Linked DNA regions of Homo sapiens: all the other regions are linked to region 3. A link is a contact called in ENCODE Hi-C or POLR2A ChIA-PET data. All regions are on one chromosome and are shown on one strand. Each heading gives the region's core, a stretch centred on a gene start or an enhancer-like site at or near the end of the contact. The rest is flanking DNA. Distances are from core to core; before and after follow the strand shown. Region 1 overlaps STX18 (syntaxin 18). Region 2 overlaps LOC124900165. Region 3 holds the start of LINC03091 (long intergenic non-protein coding RNA 3091).

Region 1 (4,484 bases), core at 1,921-4,420, 73 kb after region 3:
ATGTATATCCATACAATGGAATATTATTTGGCAATAAAAAATGAAGTACTGGTACCTGCTACAATATGGATAAACCTTGAAAATATGCTAAGTTAAATTAAAAAACAGGCACAAAGGGCCACTTATTGCATAAGTCCATTTACACATGGTCTCCGACTTACTAAGGTTCAGGACATGATTTTTCAACTTTCACAGTGCTGCAAAAGTGATAAGCATTCAGTAGAAACCATACTTCGATTTTTCGTTTTTGTTTTTGTTTTTTGAGACAGAGTCTCTGTCACCCAGGCTGGAGTGCAGTGCTTGATGTCAGATCACTGCAACCTCCACCTCCCAGGTTCAAGTGATTGTCATGCCTCAGCCTCCTGAGTAGCTGGGATTACAGATGTGCACCACCATGCCTGGCTGATTTTTTTTTTTTTTTTATTTTTAGCAGAGATGGAGTTTCGCCGTGTTGGCCAGGCTGGTCTCGAACACCTGGCCTCAAGTGATCCGCCTGCCTCGGCCTCCCAGAGTGCTGGGATTGCAGGCGTGAGCCACCACACCCATCCCCATACTTCGAGTTTTGGATTTTGATCTTTTCCCAGGCTAGCAATGTGCGGTATGACACTCCCTCTTGATGCTCGACATCAGCTCTCAGTCAGCCATGCAATTATGAGGGTAAACAACCCATACTTTGCAGTGTACTGTGTTGCCAGCATTCTTTGGATATGATTTTGTTCAACTGTAGGTAAATACATCTGTAAGTGTACTGAGCACACTTAAGGTAGGCAAGGCTAAGCTATGATGTTTGGTAGGTTAGGTGTATTAAATGCATTTTTGACTTCCCATATTTTCAATTTATTATGGATTTATTGGGACATAACCCCACGGTAAGTGAAGGAACTGCTGTATATGAAATGTCCAGAACAGGCAAATCCATAGAGTCAGAAAGTAAATCGGTTGCCCAGCACTGGGGGTGTTGGGGGAAATGGGGAGTGACCACTAATGGGTATGGGATTTTGGGGGTGATGAAAATGTTCTAAAACAGATTGTGGAAATATGATTGCACAACTTTCAAATACACTAAAAACCATGGAATTGCACAATTTAAATGGATGAATTGTTTGCTATGTGAATTAGGGCTCAATAAGGCTACTATTTTTTTTTTAAACAGCTACTTATTTTCTAAAGTGGCTGTACAATTTTGTGCTCCCACCAACAATGTATGAGAATTCTAGTTATTTCACATTCTCACCAACACTTGGTATTTTTAGTATTTTTTATTTCAGCTATTTTAATAGGTGTGTAGTGATACATCATTGTTAATTAGCATTTCTCTAATAGCTAATGAAGCCAAACATCTTTCATGTGCCCCCCTTGCCTTCTTTAGTGAAGTGTCTGTTCAAGTCTTTTGCCTATTTTTAATTTAGTTTTTTGTTTTCTTAGTTTTGACTTTGAGAGTACTTTATACATTCTGAACAACAAGTCCTTTGTCATGTGTATAATTTGCAAATATTTTCTCTTAGTCTCCCATTTAACTTCACTTTTCCTTCTCTGAAAGTAAATACTTCTTGCTAAGTTTCGAGAGGTATCAGAGCTTTATTGTCTGTGTACTCCTGTATCCTGAGTGCCTAATAAAGTCTGGCACAAAACAGATATTCAGTTAAGATTTGATGGATGAATGAATGAATGAATTCCCTGTTTTTACTGATAAGCAACAGATTTTTTCTGAGAGATAATAAATACATAAGAAGTAAATCTGAATAGATCATTTTCCTGATTAAAACACTCCCTTCCAGGTATCTCTTTAGAAAAAAAAATAAGTAATCTCTACTCTAGATTAGAAAGCATGGCATGATCCAGCTTGATTCCTTGAACATTTTATGTTCTCCTCCACCTCACAGCCTTTACAAACGCTGTTCCTCTGTTTCAGGCAGCTCTCATGGTATGCTTATGTTTTTGCTTCATAGAATTTTATTTGTAAATACGTGTTTAGTGTTTTTCTCCCTACCAGATGTGTAAGTCAGTGACCTTTACACATTTTTATTCATGTATCCCCTAAAAGAATTTTGAAAAAAACTGAGTAACCGCTCATATGTATCTATTAATCTGACATCTATAATTCTTTATCGTAAGTTTAAATAATTGCAAAGGATATAGTTTTCAGTGTGCTATAAAACTTGACATTTTAAAGTGGAAGTTTTTATCACTCTTTTAAATATATCTCATGGAATCTGAATACCATATTTGATATCCACCATCATTTGTTGAAAAAAACATTCTCAAAAAACTTTACAGTCATCAATTTTACAACCTTTTCCTCCTTGAACTCACATTTCCATTTCACTTTCCCCACATAATATCCTATCCCGGTTTATGCTTGGAAATATTTTTAAAATTTTTATTTCAGTAATTTTTGGGGAACAGGTTGTTTTGGTTACGTGGATAAGTTCTTTAGTGGTGATTTCTGAGATTTTGGTGCTCCTGTGACCCAGAAATCTTTTATTGATCATTTTATCATAGTTCTGTGCGACAGAAATAGATATGCAAATTGAAATTTAATTTTTAAAAAAATTTCCAGTGAAGACTGAAAGTCTCTAAGTGTTGTATGTTGAGTTCTGTGTTGAGTTACCTTTGTAATTATTACTAGTGTGTGTGGATTAAACAACAACAATAAAAATACACTATTTTATCAGAAGAGCCTCTCAAGGTGATGCATAGGTTTAGTTTTTTCTACTGATGTTGTGTGCAAGTAGATGAATATTACTTTTTTAAAGAATCTGACAAGGTTTAATATCAATTTCATTCTTAACTTTCATTTCTTAGTGACGTTAAGAGCTGAGAACCCTCATTTACATAAACAAGGAGATAAGAAGGGAGCTTTTGTTAGGGCACTGCCACCCCACGCAGTTCTTGGAACTTCCTCTGAATTACATGCCGAAACTGTCATTAACTTTTTTTAGTGACCTGCCAGACGACAACTCAGTTAGATTCTCTATTAATTTTGTTGGATGGAAAAAAATTGGGAGCCCTTGACTTGTGAGAGGCTCTGTTGTCCAGTCATTAGAGTCATTCACGTTCTCAGCTTCCCCAGGATTTCTGAGCGTTGTTTTGTTTGAGGTTTTTATATCCGGGACAGCGCAGCATAGTGGGGTTGGGTTTGGTGAGAACTCTGTGTTTTCTGAAGTAGGAGGAGATTGCATCGGGCATGTGGGAAAGTAGAGCCGATGAAGTGTGTGTCATGGCAGATTCTCATGCAGATCTGCATAGGAAGACAGATGAAGGTTAGGGACCTAGACATCAGTTCCCTTGAAATTACATGTGCTGCACACACACCTTAGCAATTCAGCCTCCACTTCCAGGGATACCCATCCCTCCGTTGTGTGGACTGCTGCTGAGAGCTACAACAGGGCAAAGAGCTGTGTATTTTTTTTTCTTCAACACAGTTTCCTCAACTCAAGGCATCCAGTAAGAACTCAATATTTTTTTTTCACTGATAATGAATACAGGGAAAAACTTTTTATGTAAAATTTGACTCCAAACCTGTGAACCTTTTCAGTTTCATTTGAAAAGATATAAAAGGAAAAGTTTTATCCTTGAGTAGTCTTTTATGCCATGAATTTTCAAGAACAGAAATATTCTTTTACAAGGACAGTTTTTATTGACTCCTAGCTTCTTGCTAACTTAGTAACACTGCCCATTTCCCTAAATTCTTTTTCTCTGTTTTCCCAATTACATTGTTTTAGGTAATTTTTACTGTTTTTCAGGTAATAAGAAGGTTCCACTCAAATTCTTTACTAAAACAATGTTAGGGTGGTTTTGGTACATTTTATACTAATGTAATTTTCACCAAATTAAAAAAAAGTGCTGTCATTTGTTTCCCTTTTGCCTATAGTGCTTTCGAGGTATCTGGCAGATACTTTTAGGTATATTACACCTAATAGAGGTCTTTGTGTGTACATCAAATGAGTATGTTCTATGCTGTTTAGACATATTAACTGCAGATTGGCAGCTTCATCTTTCCATTAATGTGCAGGTTCTTAATGCTTAGGAGTATCCTGGAGCTTTCTGTTTTTCTGAGAAAATCTAATACAGATTTTCAGTTGCCTTTTAAAATGCTATACTTCTCCAGGAAACCTTATCTTTAATATAGCATCTGGTTTTCTGTGAAGTTACAAGTTTGAATCAGAATTTCCAGCTGTGGCATCTGGTTTTATGGAGCCTGAATTGAGAATCAAAAACTGGGTTATGTATTTAAATACCAGAAGTAAATGTTATCTTTCTTTTTATAAAACAGTATGGCATTCGTATTTAAGTATTTCCAATTTGCCGAGTTATTGTTCATGATCTGCTTCCAGAGAAGCAAGATTAAATAACAGCTGAACAGCTTTAAGTGAATAGGTTACATTTTGTTATTCTGTTAGTGTCCTGTGATCCCAAACACTCGGTGTCTCCACAGCAAAAGATAAGAATCATAAAATGTTAGAACGCAAAACAGTCTGAGA
Region 2 (4,548 bases), core at 1,674-4,173, 120 kb before region 3:
ACACTGGTGGCTCGTAAATGATTTGTATAATTCACTGTTTGGTGTCCACCACTCCCATGAGATAACAGGGAAAGGAAGAGCCATCTGTGACTGTCCAGTTTACTGCTGTCACCGGGCCTGGCATTTAGTAAGTTCCAAGTTGTCACATGAACAAATGAGAAGGAGGAGAACCAATATTTTTTGAGTTCCTCCTACAAGCTATGGTCTCATTTCTTCCTCCTTACCTTCAGGGAGGTAGAGCTTTCAGATGAGAAAACAGACTCACAGAGACAAGAAAATAGTCTAAGGTCTCCCAGCCAAGAAGAGAGGGAGTCAGGAGTCAACTCCAACATGACACAAAACCTCTCCATGACCTTTGCAGTTCCATCCTCTGGGATTCCAAGTGATCCCCTGTAGTCTGTGAAGTCACTCTGATAGGGGCCTCCACATTCTGGATATTAAGTGGGTATCAAGTCACTGGCATAAGGAAACATTCATGGAACACAAGTCTCCCTTTTCTTCTCAGTCCTGTGCAACTTTGAGAGTTTCACAATTTGCTTGAATATATCTTGGCAATTTCAGGGTGTGGAAAGGCTTCATCCCACTTTGCCTGACCCAGGAGTAGAGGATGGAGGAGGCTGAGAGGGGTTGGAAATGCCTGACCAGACAGAGCACAGAGGGGTGATCTGTGGGGCTCTCATGAAAGCAGACAGTGCTTAGTGAGGCAAGGCTTCCGTCGGGCACGGGCAATTCGGTGGGGTCACTGAGGCTTCAGTGCCAGCACAATGGCGTTCCGGGAGGCCGGCTGGAGGGAAAACAAGATTACACAAATCCCCCGGCTCATGGACTCATCAGGGTAATGAGGCTTGATGCCTGCTGCTTGGTGGTAAAAGAAATTAATTGTGGCTCCCGTGCCTGCCTCCCACAGCACAAGATGGAGCCTCTGGCTGCACATTTGTGGACCTGCTCCTAACACACTGGCCTTAACTGTGGCCTTGAGAGAAAGTCTTCCTCATTCCTTCCACCCTCCATCCATCAAATATTATGAAGCAGTCAGTCCTCCCTTTGAAATTTGCCTACTACCTCTCTGACCTTGATTGGAAGCATATACTATGTATAATGATTGTGATGACCAACATTTGGGTGTTTACAATATGCCATTCACATGCCTTATACCATATAATGCCCACAACAATCTGATGAGATGGGGACTGTTATTATCCCATTTCACAGTTGAGGAAACAGAGACTTAGGGAAGGAAGTAACTTTCCCAAGATGCAGAGCCAAGATCTGAACCAGGCATCAGAATTACAGTGGGAGCACAGGACAGATGTCACAAATGAGGCCCTGGACTAAGCTCTCTGTCTCTCAGAGCTTCAGTCTTCTCCTCTTTTAAGTGGGTAGAGAAAGCCCCATGTCACAAGATTGGCATGAGCATGCGAAGTGGAAATGCATGTGGAGTGGGATCCCTGCATGGGACACAGAGTAGGGCAGAAGAATGGTTTATGATCTGACAGCTCATGGAAGCAGGAAGGGTCCAAAGGTCAAGGTACCTTGAAGCCTAGTGGCTTCAGGGTTCAGGCAGCTTTGGGATGGAATCCTGGCCCACTGACCTCGGACAAAACTGTAAGCTCCTCAACTATGGAGACCTAGCTATAGGCTTCTTAATCTGTTTTCTGATGCAAACACTGGGGGATGGCACAGGGGATGGATAGGTGGGTTAACGGATGGGTAGGTGAATGGATAGAAAGATAGATGGATGGAAGGATAGATGAGTGAATGGAGAGATGGATGAGCAGATGGATGGATGCATGTATACATGCATGGATGGGTGGGTGGATGGATGGATGGATGGATGGGTGGGTGGGTGGATGGATGAATGGATGGATGGATGGATGGATGGGTAGATGGATGGAAATATGGATGGATGGCTTGATACCTACATGGAAGGGTGGATGGATGGATGGATGGATGGATGGATGGATGGATACATGCATGGATGGAAGGATGGATGAGGGAATGGATGGACAGAATTCCAGAACTACAAGGAGGTGGCCAGCTCAATCCACCCATTCCTCTTCAAGTGACCAGAAGCCTGAAGTAGGGAAGTGACTTGTTCAAGATCACACAGTTAATTAGGCCCAAGACTGAGAGATTCTGGCCCTTTTCACTATGCTCCTCCCTCTTTTTAAGTTCCCTGGTGTCATTTATTGCTTCCTAAACTTGTAGCACAGAAACTAGATTATACCACCCACAGACCCTGCCCTGTGCTTGGGGGTCTGGGGTAGGGAAGGGAGGTAACACCTTTGTTTCTGGCTTGAGCTACATGTGGTGCTGCCTCAGTCAGTCTTCATCTCATGAATCCTCAAAAGATAGGAAGGTGGGTTCAGGTGAGTCTCACCCTCACCTGGACTCTAACACAACCCAGATACTGGAAGACTTGAAGTCAGCAAACTTAAGGTCTAGCTCTGATTCTGTCACTAACTGGTTGTGCAACTGGGCAAAAGTCACTTAATCTCTCTAAGTCTCCAAAATAACATGTGAGGGCCATTCTGTCTCTTTTATGGTTTATGGTTTATGGATGTTGGTGAGAGATAACATTCCAGGGCAAATGTTTTCCAAAGCCATCCTGGAGGCTCAGAAGCCCAAAAAGGCAATTCAAAAGAAAACTGCCTACAAAAAAAGGGAGGGCACAGAGAGCCCTGGTGCTTTCTGGAAGGTTCCTCACCTATAAAGCTTCTTCAGGAGCTGAGGGGAGCTTTGCACGCAGCTCCAGATGACGGGCTTCCATGCTGCCAGGCTGCCCAGTCACAGGAGAGGTAATGAGGCAAAGGCCCAGTTCCACCATGCCTCTTATTAAAACAGTACAAGAAACTGTCTAAACACTGGCCAGCTGCCAAGGCCACTGAGGCCTCCTGCAAGCTTGTCATTCCATGAGCTGAGAAGAGAGAACCATGCTGCTGCAAAACGGCAGGGAATTCTGCCAGCCAGGACACTTCAAAGACATTGATGTCCTTGTCCAGCAGACGTGGTGATTCCTGCAGCCTGCACAGAATGGACTTTTTACCCTGGAAGGCCCACTTTAAACAGACGCGAAGGAAGGAGAGTTAGAGCTGAGCGGCAGCAGGAGCTGGGAACTGGGGGAAGCCCTCAGGCCAAGGTCAGGGCTGGCAGGGGGAAGCCACTGAGTCAGCAGAATCCTCCAATCCCTGTTGCTATTCATCAACAACCACTAGGGGACAGGGGCTGATGGGGATCCATTGTGATTCTCACAACAGGCCTGCAGAGCAGATGCTGGGCCTAGCCCCACCTCACACAGGAGAAAACCGAGGCTCCAAAAATAAGGAAATTGCAACAGGCTTTCCAGAGGTGATTCCAGAATTTAAATCTAGGTCTGTCAACTCAAAGCTGGTGAGTCTCCTCTCAGCCTGCACTATTCCTGCTCCTGGCCATGGCACGACCCCAGAAGCCATTTAGTGACCCGAGGAGAAGAGGTGTGCCCCCCTCACTTCCCACCATCAAGGTTGAGTAGGTAGGCATTCCCACAGACTGGTTGCACCAAAGGGAAGGCGGCCAGCCTTTAGGAGCAATCAATGCCTGGCCCGCAGCATTCCACGGCCCAGAGCTCACTGCAGATCACTCTCAAACAAGCCATGAGCTCCCCTCTCTCTGGCTGCAGGGGCTTGTTTGGCTTGGCACACAGAGCAAGTCGGAAGTGCCAGGAAGTGAACATCCTAGGAGTGACCCTCAACCAATGAGGGAAAAGAGTTGGGGGATAAACACGCTATGCTCCTCACTCTGCATGGGACAGTTCTGAGCTGCACCTCCACATCCTCCTGCAGAGGCTCCCAGGGGGCTGAGCCCTGGTTGCCCTCAGCGAAGACTGAAGACCTGACCATCTCCCCCCTTGATTGACTTTCCCTCCCTTCTTGCCTCACTTTCCTTTCCTTCCCTGTGCTTTCTGGATCATCACCAAATAAACTGCTTGAACCAATCCTTGTCTCAGGATCTGTTTGGAGGGAATTTAAATTTAGATACCATCCTGTGAGCAACAGGTGCCATGCAAAAGGGGAACCCCCAAAAGAAAGAGGCAGAGGGAGCTCCAGGCCACATGTGCACTCAAAGCCTCACCTCTGACTCATTCTCAACTTCTTCCTGCCACTGGACTGCACTTTTTTTTTTTTTTTTTTGACACAGAGTTTTGCTCTTGTTGCCCAGGTTGGAGTTCAATGGCGCAATCTCAGCTCACTGCGACCTCTGCTTCCCGGATTCAAGCAATTCTCCTGCCTCAGCCTTCCAAGTAGCTGGGATTACAGGCATGTGCCACCATGCGAGGCTAATTTTGTATTTTCAGTAGAGATAGGATTTCCCCTTGTTGGTCAGACTGGTCTTGAACTCCTGACCTCAAGTGGTCCACCTGCCTCGACCTTCCGAAATGCTGGGATTACAGGCATGAGCCACTGCGCCTGGCCTGCACCTCTTTCAATTATCTGGGTACTCACCTGGTGACATGTTTCCACTTTCCTTCCCACTTTGTGTGATGGTTAATTATTATTATTATTTTTTAAG
Region 3 (4,418 bases), core at 316-2,815:
GAGAAACTCACAATTCAATTCAGCACTGACAAGTACCCTCCTTCTATTAGAGTTAGGCTGGTGATTGAGACATGGTTACAATCACACTGGACTCCAGGGAATCTACAGCTTAGCAGGGCCTGACCTGAGAAGGTCCTGCTCACATGAAAGCCAGGACACTAGAAAGATGGGAGGTGCCCCACCCCTAGCATGGGGAGGAGGTGGGGGACTGAAGTGGGCAGGACCATCCTAGGGGTTGGGTACCCTAAGAAAGTTGCCTGGGACCCCCATGCTGCTGGAAGGGATTTCCAACAAAAATGCTGGAGACCTGGAAAAGTAATTTTTGGCTCCACCAGGAGGAAAGCAAACTACAAAGTCAAAACTAATAAATGTCTAATTAAATGTCTACAGAAGGTAGCACCGTGTCAACATCATTAAAATGCTAAATTAATTATTCCTAAAAATTTCATTACATGTGAAAAGGATTTAATTTTCTCACTTTGCAAGAATTTCCCAGTACACCCAATCATTTCTGTGAAATCACAGCCACTGTAAATTAGTGCCTTGTAGCCAACTAAAAGCAAAATCAAAATTATTTTTAAAATATAGTTTCAGATATTATGGAATAAAAAGGCCATATGTAATGTGTTTTGAAGTTTGCTATGATGACGGCCAGGCTCCACAAAACAAAGGTAGCTAAGGGCCTGCAAGGTACTGACTTGGTACCTTAACTAGCTGGTGTCACAGTCCCTGCTGGGCATCCCTGGGCAGGTCACTTCACATCTTTGAGCTTCAGTTTTTCCCCTTCTGAAATATCCAAGGGGTCAGTAACCCTGCCTGCGAGAGCTTGTTGTGAGGATCCAAAGCCTCGACCCAGGCAGTAAAGAGGCATAAAAGCCAGACAGGGCCTCACTCGCCTGGGACCCAAAATTTAAGAGGGCGCCCAAAATCTCAATAACCAAGATAAAGAATACTTTAATGTAATATATTTTTAATCAAAGTAAATATATTTCTAAATTTAAATAAATAAATGAAGGGTTTTTAAAAACACATACACACACAAGACGACAAAAATGTCAAATATTTAAACATCTGTCTGGGACTCTGAGGCCACCCTGCCCAGCAGCATCCCTTCTAGCTCTGTGATCTGGGACTCCTTCTGCGCCTCGCTTCACAGATCTGTACAGTGGGGTGATCTGTACAATGGGATCTGCACAATTGGGTGGTTTATACAATGGGGTGATCTGTACAATGGGGTGATGTGTACAATGGGGTGATGTGTACAATGGGGCGATCTGTGCAATGGGACGAGCTGTACAATGAGGTGATCTGTACAAAGGGGTTATCTGTACAATGAGGTGATGTGTTCAATGGGGTGATCTGTGCAATGGAGTGATGTGTACAATGGGACAATCTGTGCAATGGGACGATCGGTACAATGAGGTGATCTGTACAATGGGGTGATCTGTGCAATGAGGTGATCTGTACAACGAGGTGATCTGTACAATGGGGTGGTCTGTACAATGGCTGATGTGTACAATGAAGTGACGTGTACAATGTGGTGAGCTGGACAGTGGGGTGAGCTATACAATGGGTTGATCTGTAGAATGGAGTGAGCTGGACAATGGGGCTACTCACCCCACCCACCTTGCAAAGTGATGCAGGACAGGAAATGGGTTAATAGAAGCTCGGATTTAGAAGAGTGCCTGGCACGCCTAAGGGTGAGGTGCGAGGGGGGTGCTATATTGCCCTCAGCGGGCACATCGCGCGTATCGGAGAAAACCCAGGTCACACTGTCACCCACGAGGTTACGCTGGGGCCGGGGCTTGGCGCAGGCGCGTTGTGGTCGCCGTCGGCGTGGCCTGCGCTACCGCTCCCGCCCTCAGAGAGGCTCTTGGGGGCTCCGGAGGCAGCGAACCGGGCGCCGGGCGCTGGAGGCCAGGCTCTTCTGCCCGTGGGACCCCGCCGCGCGCCCGTCTCCGCCTTTGTCCCGCTCAGCGCCGCGGGCCGCACGCTCCTCCCAGCGCCGCCAGGCGGCCCGCGCCCTTTGTCTGCCCTGCGGCGTCTGGGGCGGCGCTGACACTTGATCCCGAGGCCCAGCGAGTCCCTCATTAGGCGCGGCCGCACTTCAAAGGGGGCGCGACCGTCCCTCTCAGACGGCGACCCGGGCGGGGCCGCGCCAGCCGAGCGGTTAACCCGCTCCTTTGGGGATGGGAGGCGCCTTCCCCAAAGGGGTCCAATAATGAAACTTTTTGTCCATTGCAGGCTCAAGCCGTCTGTGTAATTATCTTAAACTTTTTCATTTCGGAAATGAAACAGCTCCTCCCTTCACCGCCACCTTGGCTATTTCTGGGACCAAAGGAATCCTTGAAGCTGACCGGGCAGGAGAGTCCACGCTGGGAGTAAAATCACTACAAACGTTTGTAGGGGGGCCCTGGCTGAATTAGTTCAATTTCAGGGAGAAAACTGGTGTGTGTGTGTGTGTGTGTGTGTGTGTGTAAAATCACTGCAAATGTCTGTCGGGGCGTGGCTGGATTAGCTCAGTTTCCGGGAGAAAACTGGTGTGTGTGTGTGTGTGTGTGTGTGTTGTGTGTGTGTGTGTGTTGGGAGGAAGGGGGAGGAAGGAGGAGGGCATTCTCTGGTGGAGGAGAAACAGCCTGAGCTTCTCCCCTTCCCATGTCTTTCACAGCAGCTCATACACTGTTTTCTCGCCTTGCAATGCCCAACTTTCTACCTAATGACCTACCCTCCCCTAAGGCCCTGCTCAACTCACCTTCACTGAGAAATCTTCTCTGGCCTTCAGCCCTTTTCTTAAAGCCCAAGGTCTCTGAAGCTGCACTTGATTGGTTGGATACTGTATTAGACCATTCCCACGCTGCTAATAAAAACATACCTGAGACTGGGTAATTTATAAAGGAAAGAGGTTTAATTGACTCACAGTTTAGCATGGCCGGGGAGGCCTCAGGAAACTTACAATCATGGCGGAAGGGAAAGCAAACGCGTTCTTCTTTACATGGGGGCAGGAAGGAGGAGTGCTGAGCAGAGAGGGGAAAAGCCCCTTATAAAACTGTCAAATGAGAACTCATTCACTATCACAAGAACAGCATGAGGGTAACAGCCCCCATGACTAAATTACCTCTCACTGGGTCCCTCCCACGACACTGGGGATTATGGGAACTACAATTCAGGATGAGATTTGGGTGGGGACACAGCCAAACTATATCAGATACTTAGCTGGCTGGATTCCCGGCTGGAGCACACACCTGCCCTGTGAGCTACACATTAGCAGGGCCAGGTATTGCGAACGCAGTGTCTGGACCAGGTTTCCCACATGCTAACCCGTGGAGAATGACTGGGCAAAGTATTTATGAAGGAAGTGCTCTCACAAGAAAGCAAGAGGGGAGTGGAGGAAGCAGGAGAGGAAAGGAGAAGAGGCCACACAAGGACATCACATCAGAAGTCCCAGTCCCAGCCTGATCCCGAGCTCCCCAGAGTAGGTTACATCTGCTTGGAGGCAAGGAACACGGGCTGTCCTACCCTCCTGCCTGTCTGTTTTTGAAATGCTGACGCTCACTGCCATTGCAGAAGTGGCTGCAGTAGCCCAGGTTAGTCCCTCCAAGAAGGCTGCAGGGTGAGTCTTAAGAGTGGAGCTCACAGAAGCATGGAGGATGGGCATGCAGAGCCAGAAAAGGGCATGCAGGATATCTGAGGGCCCTGGGCAGACCCAACGGTGTCTGCTGCAGCAGCTCACAGTGAGTGTGCCACATCATGGCCTGGAAAACACTCTAGTGCTCTTTTTATATACAGTTGGTGTCTGTCTCTCCCAGTAAACAACCAGCTCCTTGAGGACAGAGACAGCGAGAACAGTCTTTAGCAGGGAATGAGTACTGTGTTCCATGCTCTTGCCACCAGTCTTAGAAATTCCAATAAGCATTCATTCACCATCTTCCATGTGTCAGACTCTAAGCCAGCAATATGGATTAGGATGGCTTGGTTACCTAATGAAACTCCCCACTAGACTGCAAGCTCTTTGAGGGAAAGTGCTGCATCTTGTTCTCCATTTTCATCCTTAGTACTTAGCACAGAGCCTTTTACAATGGTAGGAGCTCAATAAATATTTGACGAATGAATGAACAACTTGTCTCAGGGAGTTGGAGTTCACAGCCTAGTATAAGAGGTGCACAATATATTAAATATCTTTTAAAAGCTAAATGTGAAAATTGTAGCAGAGGGAGAAAAATGATTAACTTGGGGTCAAATTTAGGGATCAAAGAAAGTTTCACAGAGTTAAAATATTTGGAATGGAGGGGTTTATCGCACATGGGAAAAGCATTCCAAGCAGAGAGACAGCCTGTGCAAAAGCAAACAGGCATGAAATAAGCTATCTGGTTCTGGTAAATGGGGGCCTTCCAGCTCCAACATCACATGGGAACTCGGGG

The links. A loop is a pair of places that touch in the nucleus more often than their neighbours do. ChIA-PET counts read pairs that join two places held with the same protein, here RNA polymerase II (POLR2A). Pooled maps may share reads with other maps.
Region 1: a loop to region 3 is called in a pooled map, with 2.6 times the contacts of the local background. The contact joins the enhancer-like site here to the promoter of LINC03091 in region 3. A Hi-C loop is called at or near these places in 1 of 168 maps with a recorded cell type or tissue (endothelial cell of umbilical vein), 5 of 37 single-sample maps with no recorded cell type and 9 of 50 pooled maps. POLR2A ChIA-PET finds 5 or more read pairs at or near these places in 4 of 52 experiments (CD8-positive, alpha-beta T cell, CD8-positive, alpha-beta memory T cell, OCI-LY7 and 1 more).
Region 2: a loop to region 3 is called in a pooled map, with 2.6 times the contacts of the local background. The contact joins the enhancer-like site here to the promoter of LINC03091 in region 3. A Hi-C loop is called at or near these places in 2 of 50 pooled maps. POLR2A ChIA-PET finds 5 or more read pairs at or near these places in 3 of 52 experiments (HEK293, activated T-cell and naive thymus-derived CD4-positive, alpha-beta T cell).

Annotation. Positions count from the first base shown.
Region 1 is chr4:4,501,562-4,506,045 of GRCh38, reverse strand. All of the region lies in intron 1 of STX18 (syntaxin 18), which reads left to right. Among named protein-coding and RNA genes, the nearest start is that of STX18-IT1, 22 kb to the right of the region's middle. Within about 2 kb of position 3,170, at least 6 of the 41 ENCODE cell types and tissues checked have a DNase peak (open chromatin) inside an H3K27ac peak, as active enhancers do; they include CD8-positive, alpha-beta T cell and endothelial cell of umbilical vein, where a contact is called at or near this core.
Region 2 is chr4:4,692,991-4,697,538 of GRCh38, reverse strand. All of the region lies in intron 5 of LOC124900165, which reads right to left. The region is part of intron 4 of STX18-AS1 (STX18 antisense RNA 1 (head to head)); the gene reads right to left. Among named protein-coding and RNA genes, the nearest start is that of SNORD162, 31 kb to the right of the region's middle. Within about 2 kb of position 2,923, at least 2 of the 41 ENCODE cell types and tissues checked have a DNase peak (open chromatin) inside an H3K27ac peak, as active enhancers do.
Region 3 is chr4:4,573,038-4,577,455 of GRCh38, reverse strand. LINC03091 (long intergenic non-protein coding RNA 3091) reads left to right here and starts at 1,565. Exons shown (of 5, transcript NR_199719.1): 1 at 1,565-1,700; 2 at 2,245-2,398. All of the region lies in intron 2 of LOC124900165, which reads right to left. All of the region lies in intron 2 of STX18-AS1 (STX18 antisense RNA 1 (head to head)), which reads right to left. RefSeq lists a silencer at 1,772-2,131.